Linked DNA regions of Homo sapiens: region 1 is linked to region 2. The links are chromatin loops, found by intact Hi-C in ENCODE. Cell type or tissue: ascending aorta. All regions are shown on one strand. Each heading gives the region's core, and the rest is flanking DNA. Links, peaks and the distances in the headings are about the cores only. Region 1 holds the start of LOC124900689 (a long non-coding RNA gene). Region 2 overlaps LOC124900690 (a long non-coding RNA gene).

Region 1 (15,775 bases), core at 4,404-12,403, 210 kb after region 2:
TGTAGATTAGGTTGTGACATGGAGATACTATGGTACAATGTCCTGCAGTGAAACTCACACACACACACAGAAGAAACAAAATGAAATGCACATATAAATGGACACATGTAAAATTACAGGAGCACTTGACCAAATATTCAAGGGAAACATGGTGTAATAATAGTTGCTCTGGAAAGGGGTGATTATGAGTATTTATTTCTCCTTCAATTCCTAATCATTCTGTAATACTGTTTTCTTAATATTATAAAATATTTTCTAAATAAAATGCATTGAAGTTTTCAGCCTTGCACCGTATTAACATGGTCATTAGAAGAAAGACTTTGTGCAGGTGAAATTTATAATATATTCTTAAATTGATCTATTTGATTTGTTCATTCATTCAGCAAGTCTTTATTGAGCACCTACTATGCACAGACACCAGGGATGAAGTGGTGAACAAGGTAGCTGAAGGCTCAGCTATTGAGAGCAGACCTGGTTGTCTGAGAACATGGGGCAGCCTCATCAAACTTAAAGGACAGTGACTGGGAATGCCAGGAGGACATTCATTTCCTAGAAACAGCATTCCTCATTTCCCGCAGCTCTGCTACTCACATTTGCCCTTCAAGTACGGGAAGCCTTGACCCAGAACTAGAGAATCACCACCCATCACCTCTCACGGGGACCATTCATTGCAATGGCTAATCTCTCTGCCTTCCCCAACCTCTCCCTCCTCTCCAAATCCATACTGCTGCTAAGATTCTACAGGGTTGGCCTGGCTTGGCCGTGAGTCGTGTGCTGGCCATTACCCACACTCCCAGCTACAATGCAGCTACAATGTGCACATGGAAAATTCCTTTCCCAAGGCTGTGCTCAGTGCCAAAGTTTGTGTTCTCAACAGCAATGCTCAATCGCCTCCAGATCCCAGACGATATCACCTCCAGGGGCTATCCTCCAGTATGCCCCTCTTGTAATAACAATGTAAATCTTTGGAAAACAATATAGAAGCATGAAACAGCACACTGCTTATGATTATTTTTAGGTAGTCTCTAAGCTGAAATCTAGGGGCCACTCACCAGAAGACGGTACTCTTTGGCACTCAAATATATAAGAAGGCTTAGAAATAACAGTTTATTCAATCTTACTAGGACAATAAGAAATAGTGCCAAGACAAGAATAAAATGCTGTTCATATAGGTTGTTCATATAGGTTGAAAGACAACGTGGTAGGGGAAGGATATGGATTTTGGTATTCTGTAGACCTGACTTAAGATCTTGATCTTATTGTTTCTTTACTGTGTAAGCTAGAGCCAGTCACAGAAATATGCACCTCAGTTTTCTCACCTGTAAATGAGAATCAGGCCTATTTGTAGGGTTTTCTTCAGGAGTAAAGGAGTTAAGTATAAACTATGTGACACATTGGAGGTGTTAATCAGTGATCATTTTTCTCATTTCTTGTGCACTCTTGCAGAGGTTGTGGTAGTAATGATGTGAGCACATACTTGTGTGTACATATGTATGCATGCACGCATGTGTGTTTGAGTGTGTGGTCCCAGCTCAAACCCATCAGGGATTTATCCATGTATGACTGGATGTGTCTGGTAAAGGGGAGGTGAACATCCAGGAGTGGATTTGCAGGGAGGTATGCTGGTGGAAGGTGGATGTGGGAATGGTTTGGTCAGATGCTACCAGATGGGGGAATGGGGAGTCAGCCTTGTACAGTGCTCCTCGACCTGGTCTCAGAGATAGTGTCTGAGGAGGGGCTGAATGAATTATTTTTATAAAGGACTGTTATAAAGAGAATGGCAGGGTGGAAAAGGCATCTCTCCACTTCTGAGTGGGCTAGTGAGGTTCAGTCTCAAGGAGGATGTGGGAGTGTTCAGTACCACATTGACACATCAGTGTTTTCAGCCTCAGGGTGGCAGAAGACAGCAGCCTGGGCAGAGCAGCATTCTCAGGCTGGGAGACGCCCCTTCTCAATGGCTTTTGGATGTCAACCTCAAAGTTTTTCTTATGCTCATAAGAAATACCCACAGAGATGCACAGAAATTACAGTGGGACTGTGTGGGGAGGAAAGAGTCTTACTTGATAAAGCAGGGGTAATATTTGGGTTATTACTGTGAATGTGCTCCATGGGCTGGTCCTGGGCCTCTCCGCCCCAGATCCATTCCTTGAATTGCTCCTACTGTCTATTACAGGGGGCTACCCTTGCAGGCTGTGTTTCAGAGGCTCCTAGAGTAGTGGGTTCTGGCCAGGTGCAGCCCATAAAAGGCACTGGCAGGAGATGAGGGGTTGGAAGGAAGGAAGAAGCCAGGCTTCTGCTCTTACTCCCTCTCAGTCTTGGGTGGCTTCTCCCTCAGTGGCTCTGTCTTCTCCATGGCTCCAGCTCCCATCAGACAGGTCCATTATGACTGTAGTTTGTACCATGTCACCCTGGTCTCTGGACTCTATTAGTTGGTGTCTTCTCTTTGCCTCTCCAATCTCAGAGAAGTAGTGACCTCCTGCCATTGCTCATCCCTGGGCTGTTGCACTGTTCCCTTTGGTCCTCTGCCCTTCCATCACCAGCATAAACCATTGCTTCTGTTGTAAAACCTGGAAATGGTGTCTGCTTTTCCATTTAGACTCTATGGCCATACTACCATCTTTCCTATAGTCTGGGGAGGCCTGAGGAGTCTCAGGTCATATCTATTTGGATATAAATGTAAATGTGGAAGAAGAGGACACTTATAAATTTTATGAGATGCTAAAAATGATTCTCACTAGAGTTATTCAAGTCTTACTAATCCCAGTGTCTCCCTACCCCAGCATCCCCAGGACAGAGCTGGCTTGTTCCAAAACTCAACAAGATGATTCTCTGGTCTTTTTTCCTCAACTTTAGCTCATAACTCTGATTCACATGGTTTGCATCCCACTGAGCTTAGGGTGTCCAAGTCCATTTAAGATGTACTTCCCTTGTGGGTTGGCAGTTACAGTGATGGCTTCCAATGGAGCCAGGGCTTCCTCCTGTATCCATACTCTTGTCCAGTCCCCACCCACATTGACTTGGAGCTTGTACGACTTGCTTTTGCTAATAGGACAGTAAATATCCCATGTGCTGTGCATCAGGGGAATGGGACAAAGTGTGGCCTTTACCTGAGGGTGCAGGACAAGAGACAAGACTTGAAAAACCATTGTGAGGTCAGCCTTTTCCTCTCTCTTGCTGCTTTTAGAACCCAGACACCATGTGAAGAAGCCAAGGCTGGTCTCTGGAGACACATGGCCCAGCTAACAGCCAGCATCTGTTGCTAGAGAAGTAAGGCTAACTTAGACTATCCAACCCCATTTTGAGCTGTCAAATGACTGCAGCCAGAAGAATGACCCCCAGGTGAGATGAGCAGAAGAACCACCTAACTGAGCCCAAACCCAATCCCTGACCCACAGAACCCTGAGCAAATAAAATGGTTGTTTTCAGCCACATAGTTTCGAGGCAGTTTGTTATGCTGCAAAGGCTAACTCACAGAATTCTCTTTCTACTTTCTGTACTTTTCTACCAACTACCAGTACTTTCCTCCTCCTAACCAACCCTTCTAAAAAACAGTACCCTCTGCCCCTCCCCTCTCATAGGCACCTCAACTGACCTTTCACCAAAGAAAAACTCACCCTCCACTCAGAGCAAGCGTTCCATCAGCAAAGACCCAATGACTGTCCCTGTACTGCTTCCTCTCAAGAGTTAAGCCTTGACTTCACTGCATGTAAAATTTCCTTTAAAAAAAATTCTTTTTGAAAAAAATGTGGTTTTGCTTCCAAACGATGTTCCAAAGCTCTCTGGCTCACCAAGGAGTAATCCCTCAGTTGGAAAGCATAGCAATGCTGCTATTTTAGAATGGCACCAGGCCTCTGGCTTCTTGATTCAGCCAGGGCCGCTGATGCTTCTTCAGGGAAAACTAAAACAACTGCTTAAGATATAGGGACTTATCCCTAAGGGATATTTCAGAAAAGAGAGGCCTTCTGCCTTATTTCCATTCTTCCCCTTTCTACCCAACCCTGTGCTCCCCAGACAAAGATGGGTCTTCTTCCTCCTGAGCAACTGAACTTCTAACCTGCTTAAGTGGAGGCCCATCTGTCATCCCTGACCCTGTGGCCTCCCCCACACTCGTCCTAATTGTTCTCTGATGAAGGCTGAGCGTAAGCCTATGTAACACTGCAAAAATGCACGGCTGGCTGACCAAACATTAGCAAGAGAGACAGCTATGAAAAAACAATATGCCTGTTTGCTCAACCTCCCTTTCTGCCGGCAGACTAATTCTGGAAATTTTCCCACTCTCTGAGGGAAGAGGTGCTTGCTAATCCAGCCAAGTGTCAAAATGGATGGTGTTTGAACAGCTTCCTTTGGCTAGAGTTGTTTTTCAGATGGTCCCTTGGTAGAAACTCTTGTGGGTTCTGTGCAGAAGACTTCTCCCCTGGACCCAGTAAAGGGGGCAGTTAGGGGAGGGGTCACTTCTTATGGTAATAATTGCCTTATATCAGGCACTGCTCTTCCCCAAGAGATTAGCTGGGGCACAGGTCAGTCTTGATACACAGAGGGTGAGGAGGCTGCTTCGGGCACTGGAGGCGACTCATCTGCAACGAGGAAAGGAACTGAGGTTTGAGAATGGAATCAACAGATTCAGAGGCCAAGCCACAGGACTGATGTCAGCTGTGACCACCTCTCTGGAAATGCATTCAGGATCCAAGATTCCTAGGCCTCACCAAGGTGGGTCAAAGAAGACTCACGATGACAGGAATAGACCTGGCATGGTTTGCGTCTCCCCGTCCACCTACAAGTTCCAGGAGTATTCCCTCCTGGTCTCCCTTCTCCAGGGAAACCTTCCCTGTCACCTTCCCAGTGAGATCAGTCCCTATAATCTGTTTATCCATTTAGTCTCTCCCTCCTTTGGGCCCCACTGTATCAGGAACATTCTCCCATCTAGTACTTCTGCATGTTATGACACTTACTTGTGATATAGGTTTATCTCCTTCTGAGGAACTCTGGCCTGCTACAGAGAGGGGACACGTCTTATTTACTCAATATCCTCTGATAACCAACGCGATGTGTGTACTTAGCAGGACTGAGTAAATGCTTACTGAGTGGGTGAACAATCCTATTTTCCATTTAACTCAGAGCAGGTAAGAGTGTGCAAGGTCACCTAGCAGGTGGGTGCCTGAGCCTGGATTTAGACTCAAGTTTGTCCGAATCTAAAGCTTGTGTCAATTCCACTACTCCACCTTTCCTCTCCAGTTAGTTAGCCCTGCCTCCCTACACACACACACACATGCACGCACAGACCACAGAAGAGAGTGGATGAAATTATATAGAGTGTCAGAAAAAGAGATGACCTAAGACATTATGGAAACCAACTCATTTATTTAACGAAGGAGGAAACTGAGGCCAAAGAAATTCAATAATTTGTGTAAAGTGCTGTGCTCTGGGCTTTGGGCCTACTTAAAAGCTGGATCTAGGTTTATTCCTGTTGATAACCATATTCGATTTAATTATTATTTTTTTTTTTAGGTGGAGTCTCACTCTGTAGCCTAGGCTGGAGGGCAGTGGTGCCATCTCGGCTCACTGCAACCTCCACCTCCCAGGCTCAAGCGATTCTCTTGCCTCAGCCTCCTGATTAGCTGGGATTACAGGCGCCTGCCACCATGCTCGGCTAATTTTTTGTGTTTTTTTTTAGTAGAGACAGGGTTTCACCACGTTAACCAGGCTGGTCTTGAACTCCTGACCTCAGGTGATCCGCCCACCTCGGCCTCTCAAAGTGCTAGGATTACAGGCCTGAGCCACCATGTCCAGCGTCATATTTGATTTAATTTAATCCACAACCGTACAGAAGATATGTAGCTGAGTGAGTGATCCCAGCCTAGCTGGGAAATAAATACACACATATCTAAATACAAGGCAGGATGTGAGAGATTCAGAGTGGTGCAGGCGTTAGAGGAGGGAGAAGTCTCATCTGACTTAGTAAACTTGAGAAAGATTTCTCATAGGAAGTGATACTGAGATGAGCCTTGAAAAAGGACTGGAAGATAGAAAATTCAGGTGGGGACACGGCGCAGCAATGGCATGGCAGTGTGAAAGCATGGGCTGTGCATCCGAAGAATCAGACAAAGCGTGGTCCTTACCTGAAGGTGCAGGACTGGAGACGATACTGTATGTAGGGTGGACTGAGGTGTGCTGGGGAGTGATGAGAGTAGAGATAGATAGCTGGAGCTTTAACAGAACAATAAGAGAAAGAAGAAAAGCTAAGTGATTTGGACCTGATGAGAACAGAGTTCTTCAGACTGCAAGACAGGGGAAGGGGGATCCCATTTCAAGGCAGTAACATGCTTTCTCTTCCGGTTCCCACTCTCCCTGTTCTCCCTAGATATCTGGCTGCAGGGGGAGGAGGCGTGATGAGATGGGGAGAGGGGAAAATTGTGGGCAGATTCAACTCGGTTACAGGAGGAATCCCAAGAGACACCCAGGCAATGCTGAGCTTTGGTCATTCAAAATAAGGTTATGCAGAAAGTTCCTGCCTGAGAGGCCAGACCATTATTCTGAGACGGGATTTTTCAAATTCTTCTTCCTCTTCCCTTGGTATTTCAAGGTGAATCCTAAAGCGCTGAGCTAGGGATTTCCAAAATACACAGCTGGATACCAAAGCCAGTCACTAAGGGTTCAGGGGAGTCTGGAAGGAGGAAATGTGGAGAGAAAGAAGTCAAGGGAAAGCCCACCGTGCTTTTTCTGTACCTGGGAATCTTTTAAAAAGAGAAGGACGTGGACTGGCTGAGAATAGCCAAGACATCAACAGAGTTGATGGAAGACCTGGCTTTCCCATCTCTGGGCCCGCAGAGGGACAGCGTTAGAGATGTCACCCTTCAGGACTCCGAGAGGAAGCCACTTCACAAGCTGCCCCCTAAGAACCCAGGCTGCAGCCCCGGAAAGGAGCTGCGTTATGGTCAGCCTGGGGGCTTCCCAGAGCTCCCTTCAGTCCCACGGGGCACAGATGCTGAGTCGGGAACCAGTGGACCCACCAGTGAGCTTGCTGTTATGAGACAAGGTGACCGCCCGGTCACGCCCAAGGGCTGGACCTCCCCAGGAACAGACTGGAGAGCCATTGGGGGATACGGGGAGAGCTCTGGGGCTGCAGCCCACTCGGGGCACTGCCTGGGCTGGAAGAATGGGCCACACATTCAGTACTGGAGGCCAGGAGGTCCAGCACGACACAGGCCACAAAAGGACGTCTCCCCAAAGACCAGCAGGCAGCAGCTGGCACACAGCCAGGGACCTTCATGGGACCAAGGAACCCACTGCTCTGCTGCCACGGCGGGGAAAGCCCCCTCGCTCCCCATATCCCTGCCTCCGCAGTGAGAGACAGAGCAAGCAGCAGCTCTCAGAGACACTGAGCGCTTTTCCTAAAGACCCAGCACTTTCTGCAGGGTTTAAAATATCAGCTCAAAGTTTAACTGGATTGGACATCTCATTTATCCTCCCATCCCACTAACTAGTGGGTGAGGCTCAGAAGAGAAAGACCAGATTAGTTCTAAGCAATATAGTGATCCTCCGTTTTCCCTTCGCATCCGATGTGCTGTAGGAGATATATTTGTACAGCCTGGTGACTATCAGTCCTTGGGACAGCAGGGCCAGCCTGGGGAGGGCCCCTGCGGCGGTGGCAGGGTGGGCTCTGCTGCTCTGCCTCCCTGGCAGGGCTCACTGCGGCAGAGTAGGGAGGCCTTGTGGCGAAGGTCCTGAGCAAGACGTGGGGTCTCCGTTCCACCAGGGGTGGGTGGGGGCCGGCCGGGATGGAGGAGAGATTCAGGAGTAGAGTGGGAGGCTGTCCCAAGCGCCTTAGGCCTCTAGGGAGCAGCGGCCTGCCAGGATGGTCTGGAAGGCACGTTCACCCAGGCCCGGAGGCCGGGTTCCCCTGGCCTGGCGGAGGTCCCCTGGGACGCCCCTTCCAGGGGAAGCTGCGATTCCTGTCTCCGCAGCCCTGAGCCTGAGAGCGGAGCGGAGCGGGCCGGCTTTGCGAATGGCGCTGCTGCCCCCTCCTGGGTGGCGCCCGGCAGGTGCTGCGTGCCTGGAGCGGCCTTGCCTGTAACCCTCAGGGTGAATCCCCCGAGGTCGGACTCCGCCGCCCCGACGCTGCCCCTCCTCTGCATCCGCACGTAAAATCACCCAGGCCCATCCCCTCTCTATATAAAATCACCCAGGACCATCCCTTCTCTATATAAAATCACCCAGGCCCATCCTCTCTCTATGTAAAATCACCAGGCCCGTCCCCTCACTATATAAAATCACCAGGCCCGTCCCCTCTCTATGTAAAATCACCCAGGCCCGTCCCCTCTCTATATAAAATCACCCAGGCCCGTCCCCTCTCTATATAAAATCACCCAGGCCCGTCCCCTCACTATATAAAATCACCCAGGCCCGTCCCCTCTCTATATAAAATCATCAGGCCCGTCCCCTCTCTATGTAAAATCACCCAGGCCCGTCCCCTCTCTATGTAAAATCACCCAGGCCCGTCCCCTCTCTGTGTAAAATCACCCAGGCCCGTCCCCTCTCTTTGGGCCACATCTCTCGCGTCTTCTCCGGCCGTTTGTGCGGTCTTTGTCCCTTACACAGCGGCGCTTGGTGACTAAGGATTACCTCTGTGGGCTCAGACAGGGTTGAAGGCCCTGGTTCCGCCCGCGCTGGCCGGTTCCTTAACCTCATGGAGCCTCAGGTGCTCACTGGTGAAATAGGTAGGACCTCGTAGGTTGCCACATCTTGGCACCAGGTGCCTGGCTATGTTGAGTGCTCAGAAAATGGGAGCCATGATTCTCTTTCCTTCTGGCCTCATTGAATTCTCTGAGCTCTGTCCATGCATGCTCAGGTTGGAGACTTTCCCCACCAATTTTCCGCCTATCCCTGCTGGGCAGCCAGGCTTTCCCAAACCACGGGGGGCGATTTTCTACACTCTGGGCACATGGCAAGGACCCGGGGACAGCTTGGGTTCCTGTCATGGACATCAAGCCTGCTCTTGTCTTCCTAGGTTTCTTGCCTTCCATTTTCTTCCGCCTTACTTTCCTTTCGTTTTCCTCTCCTTATTAACTCTGGCTACTGCGGAACTCTCTCCCACCTTCACACAAGCTTTCTTCCTGATCCCTGGTTCTAATTACTTTCCCCCACCGCTGCCCCCTGTCCCCAACCAGACTCTGCCTTCCAGCCCCATCATAACCTCCAGCTGGCAGGGGCCAAGGTCCCCAATGACCTCTTTGCCCTTCAGCCCAATGTTCACATCACAGATTTTTTTTGGACGGTTCTGCAGCATTTCGTGCATTTTTTTTTTTTTAAGACAGGGTTTCTCTCTGTTGCCCAGGCTGGAGGGCAGTGGTGCGATCTTGGCTCACTGCAACCTCTGTCTCCCTCCAGGGCTCAAGCCATCCTCCCACCTCAATCTCCTGAGTAGCTGGGACTACAGGTGAGCACCACCATGCCCAGCTTTTTTTTTTTTTTTTTTTTTGTAGATATGGGGATTCACCATTCACCATGTTGCCCAGGCTGGTCCCAAAATCCTGAGCACAAGTGACCCTCCTGCCTCAGCCTCCCAAAGCACTGGGATTATAGGCGTGAGCCATAGGTCTCCATTTAGTGCAATTAACACTTCTTTAATTTCTGTCTCCTTTGAAGTTCCTGGGGCCACTCCCAAGGCTTTTCTTAGGATTTTCTGTCCTGTCGTCCTCTGGTTCCTTGCTGGCTCCTTCTGATCCATCCCTACCACCCACAGGGCTCCCTCTTTGCCGTCTTCTTTTCATTCTCCACACTCACCTTAGGCCTGTGATCTCATCCACCCCCAGGACTCTCCAGTCTATCTCCAACTCAGATCCTCACTCCCTCTGTATCTGCCAGTGCAGGTGAACACCCATCATCTCCATGCGGATGGCCCAGAGACACTGCCAACTCCACAGGTCCAAAACTGGACTCATTATCTTTCTCCCCAAATTGTTTCTTCTACAGAAATTCGAGAGACATTTCTACTTCCTTTCTGTCTCATCCACCCCTCTCTCCATCCAACTGGTCTCAGCATTCTCTTGATTTCTTCTTATTGCTTAGAACCTGTCTTTCACTGCCACAGGCCCAGCAACAATAATAACAGCAATAATTTAGTGAGTCCTTACATGTACTGTCCTAAGCATTGTGCACACACGGCCTCATTCAATTCTTTTAGAAATATCATGGAAATAGGAAGGAACAGAGGCATCGAGAAGTTAAGTCACTTGCTCAGGTTCATATGGCTAATGAGTGACAAAGCCCAGATAGGCCCCCGGGTCTTGCTGATGGCACAGCCCTTGGCGTTCAGTACTGTTATGCAGCATTATTTCAGGATCTTATTCCTGGCATAAATTGTCACATCACCTCTTGGCCTAGTTTTCTTGACTTCAGTCTTTCCCTCTCTTCAGTATAGCTACCAATGAGATAATTATATTTGTTGTTTCCCAGTACTAAAATCCAATACTGAAATTCTCCTTAAACCCCATCAGTGGCTCTCTGCTGCTCTTTAAATAAAACCTGTACTCTGGAGCCTCTAATGCTCCTACTACCCTTTACCTGACCTATTTCCTAATTATCTTTCATGATCTGCAGGAAATTGTCCCTGGATCCCCAAGATGGGGTCAGGTGATTTATCAGTTAGGACTAGATTCAGTTACATGTAACAGCAATCCCAATTAATGGTTTGCTTAAAAGAGATAGTTAATTCATTCTCTGAACGTGTCTGGAATAGGCCATTCAGGGTTGGTATGGTGGCTACGTCGTATCACCAATGACCCAGGATCCTTTCCTCTTTCTGCTCCACCATTTCTAACATTGGCTTCTCCCTTTAATATCACCTCATGGCTGCAAGATGACTGCGGCAGCTCTATCACAATGACATTCCTAGCAGCAGGAAGGAGGAGAGGTGAAGGGCAAGATTATGTGTCCTTCAGTCTTGGCTTGGCTCCTTTCATAAGTTTTCCCAGAAGTTCCAACCAATGATTTCTGTTTATGTGTCTTTGCTCTCTCACAAGAGAAATTGTGCTGAACGTGCTGAGTTTTAGGATCCAATCAAGGATACTACATTTCATTTAGACTGTTTTCATTTTTAGTTACGTATCCTTTAATTATCTCTTAATATGATGATTTTGTAATATCACTTTCTATAAAGAGAATAGAAGGATAATTCAGTCTTCTTTCTAACATGGCAGATCAAACTTTGTTTTTAAGTTATTGAAAGTTAAAAAAATTTTTTTCAGCTTTACAGCTCACTTTCGGTACTAACATATACATGTTTAGAATTGTTGTTGACTTTGGGAAGACCTTTATGAATTTCTTTCACATATGAGCTGCAAATTTATGGTGTGTTTATAATTGTATGCACCACATTCTCAAATATATTTCTGGTGGGAAAAAGTCTTTCATTTGACTAGGCATTGAATATGAATGAGTCCTCTACTTACAGTTTTACATATCTGATAAGTGGAAGAGTTTTCTACAGACTACCTTGTGATTCCATACATCTTAAATCTTGTTTCTTCACTATCCGCATATTTTTGGTGCCAGACATTGTAGAATTATTTGCATCTCCATCCAATCTCTGATGCTGTGTGCCAGGCAAGTCAGCCTGTGGATGGTAGGAGTATTTCTGGAAGCCATTCCAACATCTGTACACCCAGCAATAACTGAATAACTGAGCTATATATGAAAAGGACTGCAGATCACCTAATGTATCTCATGAAATCCAAAGTAAATGTAGACCATCTCATCTTCCCACTAGTCAAATCTCCAAAATGACCATCGTCACTCCAGTGGCACCAATATGAGAAGTTGGAAAAAGTCAAGTTAATTAATAAAAAATAGTATTCTTTCTGGATTTTTTTATGTTTGTTTTATTTGTCAGCATTTCCAACTTTATAATTTGTAGTGATTTTTTTCTCATTGTCAATATTTTCATTCTTAATTTTATATTCATAGTTTGTATTATTTTTCCTAAAGAGGATCCAAAATGGCATCAGTTTCAGGCCCCAAGAAAAATGTACCCAGGCCAGGTGCAGTGGTTCACGCCTGTAATCCCAGCACTTTGGGAGGCCAAGGAAGGAGGACTGCTAGAGCGCAGGAGTTTGAGACCAGCCTGGGCAACACAGGGAGGCCTTGTCTCTACAAAAAATGTAAAAAACTAGCCGGGCATGGTGGCAGGCGCCTGTGGTCCCAGCTACTCAGGAGGCTAAGGTGGGAGGATTGCTTGAGCCAGGGAGGTGGAGGCTGAAGTTAGCCATGATTGTGCCACTGTACTACAGCCTGGGCGACAGAGTGAGACCCTATCTCTGAATGAATGAATGAATGAATGAATGAATAAATAGTCTTGAAAATGGATCCATTCTTGACTGAGAGAGTTTACCCCTCACAGACATCAGTGAAAAGCCACTAAAAGGGGGATCTTCAGAAAGAAGTTGAACCTAAAAAGAAGACGGGGGATACAAGAAACAATGAAATAAATATTAACTGAATAATAATCAAAAGCATACCTCATTGCCCTGGCTATGCAACATAGTATGGCCTTCTAGATCCTACGATCTCACCTTTGCTCACCGCCAGCTTTAACCGTCACCATCCCTACTCGCCACTTACTAGCAAGCAGCCCAGGAATATTTGCTAAATAAATCAATAGACAACAAACTGAGAGTTGAACTCAAACCTTTTGCTTTCTAGCCCTGTTGTTTCAACTAGTGCAGTCCACTTCCCTGCCTCAGCAGGCACGGTGGAGTAAGGACTGCACAGTCTTTTTCTGATGACTGGTCCTTTCCTTATGTCATCTTAGGGTATAGAAGACTCCATAGACATGGCTGGTGCCCTTCCCAAATCCCCTCAGCCTACCCTGGAAGTGGCCTCTGGAAAGTTCTACATCTCTTCTGCCTGAAGATGTTCCCTGATTGGCAGTGTACTTGGAAGTGCCCAGGAGTTAAGATGCCAAGATAAACCCTCAACCATTAAGAGCCAGCTTCCTTGTCCCTCAGTGGGACAATCACGGGCATATTCCACTGTTCCTCCTCTTAGAGGGTCCCCAGCAGGATTGAGGTCCAGTCGCTCAGGGTCATCTCCCCACTGAGTTGCTTCCTGGGCTCGCCGCTCGACTAAACTGTTTGCACTCAAATCCTTATCTCAGTGTCTGCTGAGATGACACAGGGCCATTATTCCAATCACTGCCTGTGCTGACACAGCAGTGTAGGTGTGGAAGGTGCAAGATTGGACCGATTTTTTCTTTGACCCCAGGATACAGTTCTGGAAGACAGTGGTTTGGGGAAAAAAAAGACATTCCTGAAATATGTGAATTCTGACAGAATAAATCTTTCTCCTAAAAGTTTCAGATGCGTCAGCCTCTATGCTGCAACACTGAAAGAGGAGCGTCTTAAAAGCAGAAGAGTTGAGGGGCAAATTCAGAGGGAGAGGAGCATTGAAAAATGCAATCTTGGCTACCAGACGTTTTGCTGGAGTGAATAACATAGGAAAGTGCTTCTCTGGCTAATGCATTGGTCAGTGTCTTCCGTTTCACGTGGTCTGTGAGCTAGGGAGGCTGTCAGAGACTCTTAGGCTGTGACCAGCTTCCAGGGAGCTTAGGAAACCTGCTTCTGGTGCCTATATAGATCCTGAGTATTTGAACACAGCTGGGACCACTTCAGGCTGTCCCTATTCTCTGATTCATCAATGCAGAGGCAGGGATACTGGAAAGAAGTCTCATCTCCAAGAAAGGAGACCAGAGTGGTCTTCATCATTGCCTGGTTTGCATCCTGCTCATCCTGGGGAGAAAGACTACTGCTCAACCTCTCCCTAGACCCTTCCCAGGGCCCTGGAAGCTGGGTCAACTGGCCAGAAGCAAACCATTCCTGCAGGAGACACCACCCTTAGGGGTAGGAGCTCAGCCAGATGCTTGGCAGCTTCCCAGATTGTAAATATCTCTGCATTTTATAGGAGGCTTCAGACTCCAAATTATAGCGATGAAAAAGGAGAATCTTGAAAGCAGAACAGTTTATACACAGATCCAGATAGAGAGGAAAGGAGAGTCCACCTCTGGACTTGGTTGTCTGGTGAAAGGGAGGCAGACTCGTGAAGAGGTTTCCAGAGATGACGGAAGTATGCAGATGGTAAAGCCATCAGGGAGAGGCAGTGCCGGGATCAGCACAATGGGTGCCCTTGTGCACTGTTTGGGGATTTTTGTGTTTGTATGTTTGCAATCCCTGTCCCCCCTACAACCCCAAGCTGGGATCTGCTAAGAAAAAGAACCTGGCTTGCAGCAGCATTCTTCAGCTCCACTTGAAAGTTTGAAAAACCCCTGGATAGGAAAATAACCTCAGGGAGCCAAGTCTTTCTGCACTTGGCGAAGCCCTAGACCTAAAATACACATATGAACACTTCACTTTGAAAGGCCTGCAGTATTCATATCTGAGTCATCTGAAAACAAATAAAAAGAGACCTAAACAAACAAACCTAATTGTGCACGGAAACACAGCCAGGTTTCCAGCCTGGCTTCTCCTCTGTTTTTATTAGTCAAGAGCCAATATATGAGGCTTTCGTGGCATCCAAAACAAGCAAAAATATTAAAAACAAATTGCCAAGGCTTCTCCCTCTTCCCTCCTTCCTTTATGATGCACTGCACAAGCCAAGTTCTCGACTTTTCTGCATTGGCTTTCGAACCTCTTTCATTTAGTCCTGATAGACAGCTGCCTGCTTACCCGGCTGTCCAGGGGAAACAGCAACCCTGGGTGACGGTGACATCCGTAAACATCAGCACTTACTGGACACTTTGATGAAATTTAAGGAGATGTGTTTCAGGTCTTGAAATGTTATTGTTTTTACCATTAATCAAGGCAACCGGTTTGAGAACTAAGCCTGCCGACCCGAGTTCACTTAGGACAGACCTGCTCATTGCCCTCTGCCAGCATCCTACCAGCTGCCTTTCTTTTCTTCTTCTTATTTATTTCACCATTACATACACATTCCACTGTAACAGGCATCCTTTGCTGTTGCCAAACCATTTTCCTTTCTGGTAATATCATCCTTTTTTTTTTTTTTTAAAGTCCATGTAGTTTGGTTGGAGTCTGCCTTAACCCACCCTGCTTCAGGAGTGTGTGATCAAGGCCTGGCCAATTGGAGGCACCCATATTGGTGTAGGGATGGACACTAAATCCAATTTGGGCTATTGAGATGCAAACCTGGAACTTTTAAAAAGACTTCTGGGAAAGAAGCACACATTCCCCCAGGGATGTGTCTAGCTGGCAGAATGTAAGTCTGGGGCTGCTGGTGGTCATGTTGAACCAGAGATGAGTGAGGGAGAGGGATAAGAACTCATATGACATCATCTGAGCACCTGGATCCAGCCATGACTGAAGACTGATCTATCTTGGACTTTTCTATAATACAAATAAAACCCCCATTTTGTTTAAGCCACTTGTAGTTGAGTTGCTCTATCTTGCAACTGAAAGAGTCCACACACACACACACACACACACACATACACAAGCACCCCTTCAAATGACATGTGTACTTACATTTTTTTGCAACTTCCAACTGGACTACTACTCTTTCTTTTAACTTCTGGGGATTATCTTCTCAAAAGGAAGATTTTTGTTTGCTTGTTTGTTTTCGGTGAAATGCAATTTCAGTGAAATGTCACAGAGAAGTCCAGAAGATCATCTACTTTAGTCCTGAATCCTGGGAGAAAAATTGCCTCTGTCCCTTGCAGTGTGGTAAAAGATGAATGAATTCTCTCACCTAGCTTGCTTTTGATACGAAG
Region 2 (15,775 bases), core at 3,628-11,627:
GCCAGCTTAGTTCACAATTCTAATAATTGCAAAAGTACTTTTCCTCAAGGCAAACATCATATTTCAGCATGCAGCACACGTGCTTTATGTGTTCTTTCTATTTAATCACACAGAATAGTAAAAAGACATGTATTTAAGTATGGAGGTTTAAGAAAATTAATAATTTTTACCACTTCAATCAAGGAGACTCTTAAATAAAATAAACTTGGACTTTTTTTTTTTTTTTTTTTTTTAACTATGAGTGGGTCTGTTGGTGAAAAATTCCATGATGACTAATGCATTCTATTACTTTGTGCTAAGGTGCCAGCAACTTTATCCACCATTACTTTTGTGCTAACAGGGGCAAATGTCAATGCAACCAAAAGGCCAAACAGCATCTTGGTATGGAGATAGTTATAACCTTCTTACCTCAAAGGGTCTTAGTGGTTCCTGAGGATCTGTGGACCACACTCTCTTTTCTTTTTTTCTTTTCTTTTCTTTTTTTTTTTTTTTGAGACAGAGTCTCGCTCTGTTGTCCAGGCTGGAGTACAGCGGCGCAATCTCCTGTCACTGCAAGTTCCACCTCTCGGGTTCACGCCATTCTCCGCCTCAGCCTCCCGAGTAGCTGGGACTACAGGCGCCCGCCACCATGCCCGGCTAATTTGTTTGTATTTTTAGTAGAGATGGGGTTTCACCATGTTAGCCAGGATGGTCTCGATCTCCTGACCTCGTGATCCGCCCGCCTCGGGCTCCCATAGTGCTGGGATTACAGGGGTGAGCCACCGCTCCCGGCTGGACCACACTCTCAGAACCTCTGCACTGAACTCTAAGGCCATGAGGGCAGCGTGTAGGGACCTTAATGATTTGGTTCACTGCTGTGTCCTAAAGACATGAGAAAAAGGCTGGACAAGAAAGGAGGATCTCAATGGGTATTTGTTGAATGAATATATGAACAAATCCCACAGAGGATCCAACTTTGTGCTCTCTTTGGTTAGACTGTGCGGTATTGAGCACTTCAAGAGCTACTGGTAGCATTAATCAGTGAAACATATGAAGTACTGCTTCAAATTCTCATTGGAAGTACAATTTTTTTAAAAATTCCCCCTTAAGAGGAGTTTAATGATCATACTATTAAGAGAGAAGGTTAGGGCCAGGCTTAGCGGCTCACACCTGTAATCCCAGCACTTTGGGAGGTCTGGGCGGGCAGATCACTTCAGGCCAGGAGTTTGAGACCAGCCTGGCCAACATAGCGAAACCCTGCCTCTACTAAAATAGAAAAAAATAAATGGGTGTGGTGGGGCATGCCTGTAGTCTCAGCTACTTGGGAGGCTGAGGCAGGAGAATGGCATGAACCCGGGAGGCAGAGGTTGCAGTGAGCAGGGATCGCGCCACTGTACTCCAGCCTGGGTGACAGAGGGAGACTCTGTCTCAAAAAACAAACAAACGAAAAACAAAAAAGAAAAAAAAGTGAAAAGAAGACAGGTCAGAAGTTCTGGCTCTGAATGGTCTTTCCTTATGTATAAATCACGTTAAACTGTTCCTCAACCTCTGAGTTTGCCTGGAATTTTCTTCATGCTTGATTCCAAGTCAGTTCATCAAAATAATTTTTCTTCTGCTTAAGTCTCCAATGTCAGCTCTTTTTTTCACACAAAGATTTCACCAGCACTAACTTGGCTAACAGATTCTAGAGTAAAACAGGGCTGCTTAACTTTTATCTGTGTGGTGGAAAGTGCTCAATTTTTTTTTTTTTTTTTTTATTTTTGGAGACAGGGTCTTGCTCTGTCGCCCAGGCTAGAGTGCAATGGTGCGACCTTGGCTCACTGCAACCTCGGATTCCCAGGCTCAAGTGATCCTCCCACCTCAGCCTCCCTGGTAGCTGGGACCACAGGTGCACACCACCATGCCTGGCTAATTTTTTGTAGAAACGGGGGTTTTGGCTTGTTGCTCAGGCTTCAACTTCACAACTCCTCATTTATATACGTGTGATATGTTGTTGCCAATTATAAAGTATGGATTAGTAAAGCCTTGATTTGCTTTCTGCACCCCACTTTGTCCTGGAGATGAGGGCCCATAATAAGGAATGACCCCAGGAATCCTTTCTCAACTTGGAGACCTTTCTCCCTCTTTCTCATCAACTATTGGGGGTCACAGGATATTGCACAAAACGAAGGCAGTTTGAGAGTCCAAAACCTTTTCACATCTTCTGTGTGAAAATTTCAAGAAGAAAATCAGCAGGATAAACATGAAAGGTCTATCTAACATTAAACCTGGAATGCAGTATGGGTTCAACAGATGAATCTGGAATCCAAATGATCATTTTGGTTTTCACCTTCTGAAGACATCAAGGACCCCCTTCCATAGACAAGAGCCCACTAAAACATGCTCTTCCTCATGTTCTTCTTAAATACGTCCTTCCCTACTTCAGCACGGGTATAGCTTGGTTGCTTTTCTCTCCCTCTAATCCTACATCTGGCACTTTGTGGGTGTTTAATAATTATATGTTCAGACGAATTTCTTCTAAATGTCTGTCCCAGATTAATTCATACTGTGTGAATGTTATTGATCTGGAGAGGAGGGTATAGTTTAGAGAATAAAGTATTTGAAAGGAGGAATGAATGACCCAGACGGGGTATCCCAGGGAATGGCAAAAAGTAAAAGTCAAGGTAAGAAAGAAGAGTAACTAACAGAAGTAGAGTTGTTAAATGAAAAACAGGACATCCAGTTAAATTTGCATTTCAGATAAACGGCAAATGATTTTTTAGTAGGCCTCATGCGATGTTGGGGTATAGTTACACTAAAAATATTATTTGTGATTTATCTGAAATTCAGTGTTAATTGGGCATTCTGTATTATTTGTGAAATCTGGCAACTCTAAACAGGGAATGACAGGGAAGTTTTGCTCACACGGAACTTTGCTCTGCCAAGGCTCAGAGGACGGGGTGCTGGGAGTCCTAAGTATTTCGTCACTTAAATTTCTGCTAACAGGATCTTATTTTCTTTATAAAACATCCTTTACAAGAAAAATTTTGCAAAGTGGAAAACTACATTTTACAATTCATTAAAAAATATATTTTGGCTTTGAGTGGAACTGTGATGAAAATAGAGAATGAAACAGCATAACGGAATTCACTGTCATCACTGAAACAAGGGGACTTTGCCATTTCCCCATAAACAAAGTTTAACTCTACCCAGGTCTCTCCTCTCCTCTCCTCTCCCCTCCCCTCCCCTCCCCTCTTCTCTTCTCCTTTTTTTCTTCTCTTCTCTGTTACTTTCCTTCCCTTCCCTCCAGTGCACTATAAAGGATGCATTAACTACACCATGACTGCTCTGAAAATGTATCCTGGGATCCTTGGTTGACATTTGCTTTTAGTACAGGCAGAGGTCACTTGGAGCAAAGTTTACAAGCCTTTTCTTGATTACATTGTGCTTAAAGTGTTAACCCTGTTAGCAGTCACAGCACAGATTTCCTCAATGAGACTCTTGTGCGCCTGACAATGTAACTATTTATTTGCAGAGTCACTACCATTGACATTTGTGCTGCTCAATGCAAAGTGTTACCAGTGCTTTCTTTATGTCACTGTTTCTCTTCAGTAACCAAGAAAAGCAAAACAAAGTACAAATAACTGCTTATTCAGAAAGAAATCTCAGATTGTTCCTTAAACCTGCTCCAGGCAGCGGATACAGACTTTTGAGTGATCTGGAAAATATGAAAAGCACTTGGCTGGGATACAAAACCCGAACTGATCTGTGGTGATGGCAAAAGCAGAAATAGGAGCTCAGTAATAAAAATAAATTTCTATATGGCTGATCATGGTCCGGCTGGCTTGAGGAGGGAGGAGCAGGTCTTGGAAGTTAGGCTATTATCTGAGCAGTCGTTGCTTTGGTGGTGTGTGTGGGGGTTGGGGAATAGGGCTTTGCTTCATAGGCCATCCCTCAATTGTTGTCTGATTGATTGAAAAAGGCAAATGGTGCCGCCCTGTTCCTGCCAAGTGTTTTCTTCTGCGTCTGCTCTCCCTGGGTGCCTGGAGCGTTGATCTCTGTGGCTCTCTCACCTGCTGCTTTGTTCCAACAAAGCTGGCGTCTTACAGCCGCCGCCACTCACTCTTCCAAGCCGTTGTCCTGGCTGTCCTGACTGTGTAAACCCTGCCATCCCCATCTGCCCAGCCACCTGCCTCCTTGTCTCTAGATATCCTCCCGCGACCCCACCACTTCTGGGAAGCTCTCCGGAATTATGACCACCCACTTGTCTCCAACTGCTGGCCCAACCCTCTCCCCAAAGCTGCTCTCAAAACGACTGCATCTCATTTCTGTTGATTGTTTCTATGTCACAGCAGAGGGGAAGGTGCACACACACTGAGTCAGGCTGGGATTCATTTATTGACTTTGTCACTTACCAGCTCTGTGACCTTTGGCCACAACAGTAATGATGATACCCTACAACTATAAAACTCTTGTAGTGTGCCAAGCATGTTTACTACACTTTCCATACTTCCTTCTATTTTATCCCTGCATAGAAGCTATGAGATACATTAATACAATGATTCTCCTTGTTTTACAGACAAGAAAGCTGAGGCTCAAAGAAGTTAAGAACTTGGTTGAGCCAAGCATGGTGGCTCATGCCTGTAATCCCAGCACTTTGGGAGGCTGAGGCAGGCAGATCACTTGAGCCCAGAAGTTCAAGACCAGCCTGGGCAACATGACAAAACTCTGTCTCTACAAAAAATAAAAACATTAGCCAGGCACGGTGGTGCGCGCCTGTGGTCCCAGCTACTCAGGAAGCTGAGATGGGAGGATTACTTGAGGCTGGGAGGTCGATGCTGTAGTGATCTGTGATTGTGTCACTGTATTCCAGCCTGGGCAACAGGGTGAGACCCTGTCTCAAAACAAACAAATGAAACAAACACACACAAAATTTTTGGTCAGGATCAAATAGCTCTTTAATGGCCGGACATGATGGCTCATAACTGTAATTTAATTCCAGTACTTTGGGTGGCTGAGATGGGAGGATCACTTGAGGCCAGGAGTGCAAAATCAGCTTGGTCAACATAGTGAGACCTCATCTCAAAACAAAACAAAAAACAAAACAAACTCAAATAGCTCCTTCATGATAGAGCTAGGATTGGAACTCAAAGTGTCAAGCTGCAAGTCCAAACTCTTATTGGGATCCAAACACCAGGCTAGGTATCTTTATTATTTAATTCTCTCAACAGCCCAATTAAGTGTGTATTGTCCAAATTGTACTGATAGGGAGACCGAGGGTCAAAAAATTGAAGTGATTTTCTCGTGATCATGGCTCTAGTAAGTAGGCAATGCTGGATTCAACCCCCTAAAACCCTGTTTCTTCACTTATCACAAGCATCTTCCAGATAGAAGGCTTATACCTGTAGTGGAAGGAAAAATAGTGTGTTTGCACTGACAAGTTTGCAAGATGATGGAAATGTTGAGTCAAATCCAACTAAACAAACATTTTCCTTCTAATTTTTCTTATTATTTAATCCTAGGACTTCCTAGAGTCTTTAACACCGTGCAAAATATGCACTGTGAGGCTTCGAGAAAGGATTTAATAGGCAGCCTTTTCAAATTTATTCGACCATAATGATTTTTTTTTTTGAGACCCATCTATTAATATTTTTTTTGCAGTAGTGTTTCCCAGGACACAAATTTGAAAAACATTGCACTATATACTTAAGTGACAGCACACACAGATAAGAATACAGATAGAGAAATTGTTGTTGCTGTTGCTATTCAGGAGACCAGGATGGTCTTGATCTCCTGACTTCGTGATCAGGTAGTGATAAGGTTCTCCAGGTGCTTCCCAGAGCTATCGAGTCTGCCAGGGCCAACCAGCTGCTGTTGGTACTCAGGAGCCCGGCACCCAGATGTCATTTGCTTCATGGGTTCATTGAACTGGTGTTTGTTGTTGCTGCTGTTTTGCCTGAGCTCTACGGCTTTCTGGCTTCTTCCTACTGGGTTCTAATGTGGGCTCAAGCATTTCACAAGGGAGTCTGTTGTTAAAATCCAATAAAATCAAACTCAGAGTAGACATCAGAATCAGCACCAGCCTTAGTATAGGCAGGCATTGAGCACTTTAGGGCCATTGTAATAATAGCTACCGGTTAGTCAGTGTTTACAATGTACGGGGCTTAACATGGGTTGTTTCATTTAATCTTCCTGATAATAGAGATACTGTTGCAGAAATCTCCAAAAGGGCCCTTGTGTGGTCCCATCCACATTGAGTTAGGGACTGTCTTGTGTGACTAATACACTATCACATAGGTGATGCTGTGAGATTTCCAAGGTTAGGAATAAAGTCATTGAGCTTCCATCTTGGTCTCTTGAATTGCTTGCTCTGGATGAAGCCAGCTGCCATTTTGCCAAGACACTCAAGCAGTACTGTGGAGAGCCCATGTGGAAAGGAACTAATTTGTCAGCCAATGTGAGTGCCCCACCTTGGAAGTGGTTCCACCAGCCCCAGTCAGGCTTTCAGATGAATGCAGACCCCAGCTAACATCTGACTGCAACTTCATGAGAGACCCTGAATGAAAACTACCCAACCTGAGGCACTCCTGAATTCCTGAACTATAGGGATGACTATTGTTTTAAGCCACTAATTTGTGGAGCGACTTGTTACAAGCAGGAAATAATGACTACAGATACTATTAGTATTCCCCATTTTTCAGATGAGGACATCGAAGCTATAAGAGAGGTTAAATTGCTTATTGAAGGTCACAGGGCCTACTCACTCAAGGTCACAGCCAGAGTTTACGTGGCTGATACAGGATGCCACAAAGGACCTCTTTCCTCAATCCCCAAAATATTGCCCCAGAAGTCTGCAATAGTATCCACAATTCTATTTCTGGGCTCATTTATTCAGTGTGCTGATGTGATAATACAGAAAGTTTTGGAACCTGTCCATATTTTACCTCTCATGAACTTCAGCTCCTTAGAGAGTAAATATCATCTACCTGGTTGTGGATAAAATGATTGAATATATTGAAAGTTCAGGCAGATTCTAGGCACTGGATATTTGGAAGTTCCCTTCCCTTCCAATTCCTTCTTTAGCATTGGGCTTCACTTTGGTGGTGAGGAAAACAGAAGGTTAGCTTAGCCAACAATCTGTCATTCTCACCCTAAAGGGAATTAGCTCATCAGGATCCAGTCCTAACTGGCAGGAGACTGAAGAGGCAGGCTTTTTGCTTGGAGAGCAAAGGACAGGAAAACATAATTTCTGAGTATGGTTTACACTGGGAGCAGGCAAGCCTGGCTGGGTGCCCCAGAGAGCTCTGGAACAGCTAGAGGGCATCATGAGAGCCTGGAGAAGGCAGAAATGGGGCCCAGTAACTGCAATTGGGAGGGAACTTTCTTTCACTGATTTGCCTAAGGCCAGTCATTCCTAAATTGCATCACCAAAGATGATCATGGTATAAAGCATGGTCAAGAATAGCTGCTTTGGCCAGGAGAAGCTAAGAAAAAAAAGTTGTAATTCTGTTAGAAGTGTTTTTGTTTTTGTTTTTAAATGTTAATCCATGTAAAGACATAAGTTCTTGGCCCAGGTATAAATACCTTCAGAGATCCACAAAAAAACAAAGTTACACATCTTATTTAGGTCACATAGCTAAATAGAGGCAGAGTTTGGTCTAGAACTCAAAACCTACGTTGTAATCATTATGTTTGATCAAATCAATTTGTTTTGGCTTGAAAAGCACACACATCCCTTCTTCCAATAAACTTTTTCTCATTAACATTGCCAAAGGTTACTTATTTTGAATTTTTTCAGCACTAATAAGTAGTCTGACATACATATTAGATACTTGATTAAGCAAGGTTTTTTTTTGAACACTTACTATGTGCCAGGTACTCTATCACCTGCTAAGGATTTAGTAATGAGCAAAATGCACAATTCCCCTGTTGTTATGAAGGCTTTATTCAGCAGTGGATAGGGTGGAGTTATAAGATAGTTGAGAAACAGGCCGGGCACAGTGGCTCACACCTGTAATCCCAGCATTTTGGGAGGCCGAGGTGGGCGATCACTTGAGGTCAGGAGTTCGAAACCAGCCTGGCCAACATGGTGAAACCCCGTCTCTACTAAAAATACAAAAATTAGCTGGGCGTGGTGGCATGTGCCTGTAATCCCAGCTACTTAGGAGGCTGAGGCAGGAGAATCGCTTGAACCAGGGAGTAGGAGGTTGCAGTGAGCCTAGATCTCACCACTGCACTCCAGCCTGGGTGACAGAGCGAGACTCTATCTCAAATAAATAAATAAATAAATAAATAAGAAAATAAGATAGTTGAAAAACAAAATTATGTAATTAACTACAAGGTGATAAGGAAAAGTAAACAGGAACGGGGGACAGAGACAGGGTTTGTGGAGTAGACTGGTACAATTTATATAGAGAGTGGCCAGGGAAGTTCTCACTGAAAAGGTAACATTTGAGCAAAGACTTGAACAAGGTAAGAAAATGAGCCTGTGGTTATCTGGGGGAAGAGTATGCCACAAATTTTAGTATTACTACGGAATCATTCTCTGGTTCTTTCAGGCTTATATGTTTATTATTCTCCATCCCCTATTAAATTGTCAGGCGTGTGTATTTCATCTTCTGCTTCCTTTGGGTCTAATAGGACTGCTTTCTGCAGAATGCTATTTGTACCACAGACTTAATAAATGCTTGTTGAATATTTTGGTTAAAGTCATTTTCTCACTATTGCCCTTTTTAGGCAAGAAATGAAGGAAAAAGTACAGTAGTAGTTCAGTACTCTGTCCAATATTCTAAATGACTTAGAATGTACAAACCAACATCTAGCTGTACTATCCAACATTCTGGGTTAACATTCTTTGCCTTCCATAAACATTACATCTAAAAATATTTGCAAAAGTCGTGGCTTCTCCTAAATTCAAAACAGGAAGCCCCTATAGTTTCTAAGCTATGTTTATTCACCTCCAAACCCCAAACTAGAATCCACCATTACTTCTTTGCAATTATGAATTTTTTTTTGTACAATGAGCTCTGACATTTTTTGAAAATGGTTTCCTGCCTAAGCTAGAGACATCCTGTTATTCTTAATGATATTCTATGCCACCTACTATTAAGGTGTCTTGAATTCATAAGAACAGAACCATTCATGGCTAATCACTTGTTCCTCTTTGATTTTTGCAAAAAGAGACACTTCACAGATCTGCTTTCCAATTTCCTTTTGAAAAGGATTCTCAGTTTTTATATCAATGAGATCTTGATCTTGTTTGATATCAGTGCTTTGCATAACGGCATATAGCCTGTGCCTGTTTTATTTGCTCTGATTTTATTTTGAAGAGACAGACTGAAAATGAAAAGGAGTTATAACAATGGTGAAGGTACTAAGGATCCCAATAATAACGACACTGGGAGAAATCAAACAGAAAACTAAAATGAGAAGGTAGTGTCAGCAGCTGAGTAATAAACTAACATGACGCATACGAAGTGGAGACAAGGCAACATCTTAACGAAACTGAAGAGACTGGGGAATCAGGGTATATGATTTTCTGAAGGATAATTGAATTCAGCCCTAAGTGAAGAAGGAAACTTTTTGCAAGGAAACCTGTTACCAAATCAGATGGTAGGTAATAAGACACAGAAAATGTGAAACAGAAGAGCTTGTATGTGGACACCTGTGGGTTGTATAAATGCCTCTAACAATGGATATTAGAATAATGTGGAGATAATCATTTATAGTTTTCCCCCCCAGTATTTTAATTTATAGCTCCATACATTCTCTTATCAAATGTATTCATGAATGATTTATTTATCCTCTGGGGAAATAAAAGTGCAATCAAGTACCAACTATCCCAAATCTTAATCATTTCAGGATGTCAGCTATAGAAAAAAGAGGTTGTGTTTACTGTTTCTGCAGTGCATACAACACTACTTGTACATCTGGAGAAGGAAAAGCAGCTGCTCTCTCTGCATGTGAGACTTTGGTCCAATTATTTATCTTTTTGAACTTTACTTCTTTTAACTGCAACATAGAAATAATATTACAAAACTTAGATGGTGTTTAGGAACATAAATTACAATAGTCAAATTATAGCAGGTTCCCCGCACTCTCTTTACATATAGGGATTTATTTAATTGTAATAAGTCTTATGACACAGGTTTCATGATTTACAAATGAGGGAATGAAGCACAGAGAGATCCAAGCCATTTGCTCCCAGCCACACAACTGTGGAACTGGCTGCAGGGACCACATACTTGAACTCCACTCTGAAATCTTTCTCTAATAATGGAGATAAAGCACATAGTAAGTGCTCAGTAAATGATTATTATTATCGTTGTTGTTGTTATAGAGAAGAGATGTGTTTGTTCTTACACTTAAGAACATTCTGTTACAGATTGCTCCACTAAGACTCCCAAGTGCATTTAGATGGGAGAGAAATTGGAACTAATAAAACAGAAATTTTAAACTTAATTGGCTGGGTGTAGCGGCTCATGTCTGTAACCCTAGGAGGACTTTGGGATGCCGAGGTGGATTGCTTGAGGCCAGGAATTTGAGACCAGCCTGTCTCTACAAAAAGTAATTAAGGGCTGGGAGGAGGGAGAGTATCAGGAAGAATAGTTAATGAATGCTGGGCTTAATACCCAGGTGATGGGATGATCTGTACAGCAAATCACCATGGCACGTGTTTACCTATGTAACAAACCTGCACATGCTGCACATGTGCCCCTGAACTTAAATATATAAGTTGGAAAATAAAAAGATATTAAAATGTCTTCATTTACAAATAAAGCAACTGATTGGGCATGGTGGTTCATGCCTGTAATCCCAGCACTTTGGGAGGCTGAGGAGGTTGGATCATTTGAGATCAGAAGTTTGAGACCAGCCTAACCAACATGGTGAAACCCCGTCTCTACTAAAAATACAAAAAAAAATTGGCCGAGCATGGTGATGCATGCCTGTAGTCCCAGATACTTGGGAGGCTGAGGCAGAAGAATTGCTTGAACTCGGGAGGTGGAGGTTGCAATGAGCCAAGATCGCACCACTGCACTCCAGCCTGGGCGACAGAGTGAGACTCTGTCTAAAAAAATAAATAAATAAATAAAAATAAATAAAAATTAAAATTAAAAAAAAATAAAGCATAAGGTCAGGCGCAGTGGCTCACGCTTATAATCCCAGCATTTTGGGAGGCTGAGGCGAGTGGATCACCTGAGGTCACGAGTTCGAGACCATCCTGGCTAACACGGTGAAACCCCATCTCTACTAAAAATACAAAAAAATAGGCTGGGCGCCGTGGCTCATGCCTGTAATCCCAACACTTTGGGAGGCCGAAACGGGCAGATCACTTGAGGTCAGGCATTCGAGACTAGCCTGGCCAACATGGTGAAACCCCATCTCTACTAAAAATACAAAAAGTAGCTGGGCATGGTGGCGGGTGCCTATAATCCCAGCTACTCTGGAGGCTGAGGCAGGAGAATCGCTTGAACCTGGGAGGCAGAGGTTGCAGTGAGCCGAGATCTTGCCACTGCACTCCAGCCTGGGCAACGAGAGTGAAACTCTGTCTAAAAAAAAAAAAAAAGTGCAATTAAAAAAAGTAAAAAGTTAAAAAAAAAGTATTAGGTACATCTCCTTTTGGATCATATGTTCTAGATTTACAAGTGGGTTGAACTGATTAGTCATCTCAGTCAAAAAACTGCTCCCTTAAATGCAGATAGCAGTTCAAGCTAATCGCCCAGCTAAATCAATTGTTTAATTCCATTTAAAGTAATCAACCTGTCAGCTCCTTGAGGCTCTAGCCTTTCTCCTATGGTTTTATGGCTCTTTTGAGTGTAAGACACAGTTAAAATGTTGAAATTGCTCCTTCGGTGAATAAACAGACTTGGTAAATAGGTCAGATCGCAGAAATGGCTGTTTCTTCTACCTCCACATTTTTATGTTCAGAATCCATCACTTTTGCTGATGTTTATAGAGCCTGCTTATGCGTTTCCTTGTTTGATGTTGTCAGAGAGCCTGGGGGAGGGGTTTATTCTTGCCATTATCTCTGGGTGACGTGCTAAAAATGACAGTCAATTGGAGTACTTTACTCAAAATGTCAAAATATATCAGTGGATATACTTCATCACACTTCATGACAAGGGATCAGAATCCTAAAGCTATGCTTGTCATTTATATTTTGCTATAAATATATTTTGTGGGCTATTTTGATGCTAGGTCGAAAGTGTGGAAAGCTAATGGTTATTTGAAAAAAAATAGAAGAGAACTGAACTGAACTGATTTGTAAGGAAATAAAAATATGCCATTGGTCGCATCAGAAATAAAGATCACTTAATGAAACAAAGAAATCTATATAACACAAGCAACTATGTGTGGGCAGTAGAGGCTGGTGGTTAGAATGGGACTCATTGGAGTTAGTCTTTCAAGGTCCAACCCTGGCTCTGCCACTTATTCACTACGTGTCCATAAACATGTTACTGACCTCCTCATGCCTGTGTCCTCATCTATAAAATGGGGGTTAAAATAGGACCTAACTGCAAGGGTTTTGGTGAAGATGAAAGCAGTTAATATATGTAAAGCACTTGGAACAATGCCTAGCATATTACAGTATCTACTGCATAAGAGTTAGATGTTATCGTTATTATTAGCACTGGTTTGTTTTTATGAGTGTGTAAGTTAAAACCGAAGTTTGCCTGAATTATGGTATCTAGTCATGTAGGAAGGTCAGTCAACCTGGGTGTTTTCAATTTTTGGCTATTATACATAGTGCTGCTATGAACATGTGTCATAATGACTTTTTTTTTTTTTTTAAGATAGGGTCTCACTATATTGCCCAGGCTGGAGTGCAGTGATGCAATCTGGGCTCACCACAGCCTTGACCTCCTGGGCTCCCTTGATCCTCCCACCTCAACCTCCCAAGTAGCTGAGATTATAGGTGCACGCCACCATGCTCAACTATTTTTTGTATTTTTTTGCAGAGGTGGAGTTTCGCCATGTTGCCCAGGCTGGTCTCCAACCCCTGGGCTCAAGCCGTTTTCCCGCCTTGGCCTCCCAAAGTGCTAGGATTACAGGTGTGAGCCACTGCACTTGGCCGATGACTGAATTTTTAATCAATTTTATAGGAGGTGTTGTAGCACAGCTGTCAAACATGTGGCCTCTATAGTCAGACCATCTGAGTTCTAAACCTGGCTCAGTACCTTCCATTTATTATCCTATTTTATCTTGTTGATATTTTTTCATCCTACTATTATCGTCTTATAATAATACCCATAAACATTGGAACTATTATTAATCCACTCTTTATACATGAGAGAAATTGAAGCTTAGATGACACACAGCCAGTAAGTGGCAGAGATGGGATGTAAACCCAGCTCTGGTCTCACTGAAACCTGTGCACTTCACTATTACTTTATTCTGCCTCTCAGTGAGGGGAACGCTTCTATGCATGGAGTAAGAATGGAAAAATTAAAGGGGCAGGTACTTCTGGATGGGAGGGGTCACTGGGGACGGTATGGCCTTTCATGAAATAGCCAAGTCCAGAGCAGCACAGACCAGAGGGTGCTGTGGGGCCACCAACAGGAGGAAGAAAATGCTAAAATGGAGACCAGCTATGGAAATCTTTGCCCATTTCTGAGTTGTGCCAGGGTTCAGCCCCATAGATCATACACACTGATACACTCCAGAGGAATCCTTCCTGTTTCCCTCAGCTATCTTTATTTCTTCACTGCTTCTCAACTCAACTGAGAAGGTGATTGGCCCTTCACAAACATCTGTAGAACTTTCCACCACATTTAGGAAAATCTACCCAAAAGGAAAAAGAAGAGAGGAATGTGTTTATTAAATCTCCTTTAGGCTTCCTGCCTGATTCTCTATCCTGTTGCCTAACTTGGGGTTTTAATTTCTCCTGAGGGAGGCCATGGGTATATAATGATTTGCTTGGCTATAGTCATGGGTACTTTTTAGAAAAACAAAGCCAAGAAGAGCTCTAAGGCTCCTGTGACTTGCACCATCAGCCAATAGTTGTTTTATTAAGTGCTGATTCCCCCTGTGGAGCTGAGTAAATGGAGGTGGGAAAAAAAGTCAGGCCCGAAACAAGGAGCCATTCAGATGTCGTACTCAAAACATAAAGGTAACAGAGAGTTTCTGTACCAAGCTCTGCAGGTCCAAGTTCTGTATGAATGAAAAGGGAATGGTTCTCCATCCATCCAGTCAAACGATTTATAGAGATCCAGCAAGAGGGAAGAGACCCATTACTCATGGCTTCCACTGCTAGCTAGCTCCAGATTATCCCCTACGGGAGAATTCCTTGCATTATGTCCAATTTCATTTCAGTTTTACCTAGAATTTTGTTGACTAGTAACACGTTGTGTTCTTGGGTGGTGTTTTTCCTATCTTGTTTTTTGGAAGATGTTATAGAAACCTGAAAACGAGATGCAAATCAGGAAATACAGGCTTGAATTAAGAACCTTGAAAAATGTAGAATGAAATCGGAATTGGAAGGGAAACTGAGAGTGGTATAAATCATGGCTATCAGAACAAAACATGGCTACCATATTAATGACAGATACATTGCAGCAATAACATCAAGACCGGATACATGCCTTGTGTGTCTATGTGTGGGTGTGAGTGTGAGTGTGCATATGTATGTAATAGCATGCTTGGGTTTGTATTTTAAAAGGAATAACCCAAACACAAAAAGGACAGTCTGCAAAACAGCAACTAGAGAAAATGGCAAAATGGGGAGCAATGGATAAAGTAGCCAAACCAGGTCTGCTGCTGAAATTACAACCAGATTGCCTCTGAAAAGCAAATAAGCTCGAACAAATAAACCCCTGTGGCAGATTCGCTTTCATGAGAGTACCTGTGAGACAATGTCCAGACCTCCCTTCCAGAAGAAAGGTGAAATGGTTAAGGGATGGGTGGGGCGCAGGGCTGAGGCCATGTGTTCCTAGTGACTTGCCGCAGCAGGGAGGTCCTGAGCTGTCCCTGAGGGGCCCTAGACCAATGGCTTGCGCATCACGGTGACGCTGGCACAGAGGCAGGAACTGCCCGTGAAGCCTGGAGACAGGCAGCAGTTCAGAAAGCACAGAAACCAAGGATGTTAAGGAGCATTCACAGGACACTTGGGAATGAGGAGTGAAAAACTCAACCGGAGAAGGACTAGGCTGGCAGGGAGACATGGAGCAAGCGTGCTGACATCTGACATGTGTCAGCGGCACTCGGACGCTCCGCGACTCAAGCAAAGTCTGCTCTTCACTGGTGAATTTCTACATCAAGAGCAGCAGATTCTGAGAGGGAGTTCTCCAAAGGAGGTGGATATATGGTCATGTACCCTGGGCCTACTGCCTCAGATGTTCTGAAACAGCAGCAACTTCAAATGAAAAAGAATAAATGCATGCATTCAGACTCTGCAAAACTCATCTCCACTCAGGCTGTGGAGGGTCTTAATTTAACCTCACTTAGATCTTCATATAGAGTCCCATCTTGGGCCCTTTTCCCTAGACTAGTGGAGTACTAATAAGGATCATAATAATTGCTAATACTTATTGTCACTTATCATGTGCCAAGCTCTTTACATTGTCTTATTAGCTTCTTACAACTGCGCTTTGAAGTAGCCATTATTATTTTCCATTTATTATACATAGATGTTGGGCAACTAGCCGGGTTGCCACAGCCAGGATGAGGCAGAGCTGGGATCTAAACAGCAGGTTTTACTCACTCCAGAGTCCACTTAACCACCTGCCCAAAGGTCTGAGGTTTTGAACTCTCTGTTAGTTAAGAAATTACCCAAGTCTTGGCAATGGCAAAGGATACCGGAAAGGATTCAAATCAAATT

Evidence for each region. Hi-C counts contacts between places; a loop is a spot of excess contacts. Peaks named below come from ENCODE experiments on the same cell type or tissue, not always from the same donor. Only the 100,000 strongest peaks of a DNase experiment are listed, where the experiment ranks them.
Region 1: it touches region 2 in a loop (2.3-fold over the local background); 2 of 110 quality-filtered maps call a loop at or near these places.

The regions. Positions count from the first base shown.
Region 1 is chr4:26,021,163-26,036,937 of GRCh38, reverse strand. LOC124900689 (a long non-coding RNA gene) reads right to left here and starts at 15,741. Exons shown (of 2, transcript XR_007058093.1): 1 at 15,531-15,741; 2 at 11,857-12,443. RefSeq lists enhancers at 6,390-6,972, 6,973-7,554. In ascending aorta, for the core only: a CTCF peak has its summit at 8,020 (motif pointing left); DNase peaks (open chromatin) are centred at 4,607, 7,247 and 7,977; H3K4me3 peaks cover 407 bases; H3K27ac peaks cover 622 bases.
Region 2 is chr4:26,227,164-26,242,938 of GRCh38, reverse strand. All of the region lies in intron 1 of LOC124900690 (a long non-coding RNA gene), which reads left to right. It also overlaps a transcript of RBPJ not described here. Among named protein-coding and RNA genes, the nearest start is that of RBPJ, 86 kb to the left of the region's middle. RefSeq lists enhancers at 3,492-4,040, 4,041-4,591. In ascending aorta, for the core only: a CTCF peak has its summit at 7,230; DNase peaks (open chromatin) are centred at 3,780 and 7,248; H3K4me3 peaks cover 297 bases; H3K27ac peaks cover 1,231 bases.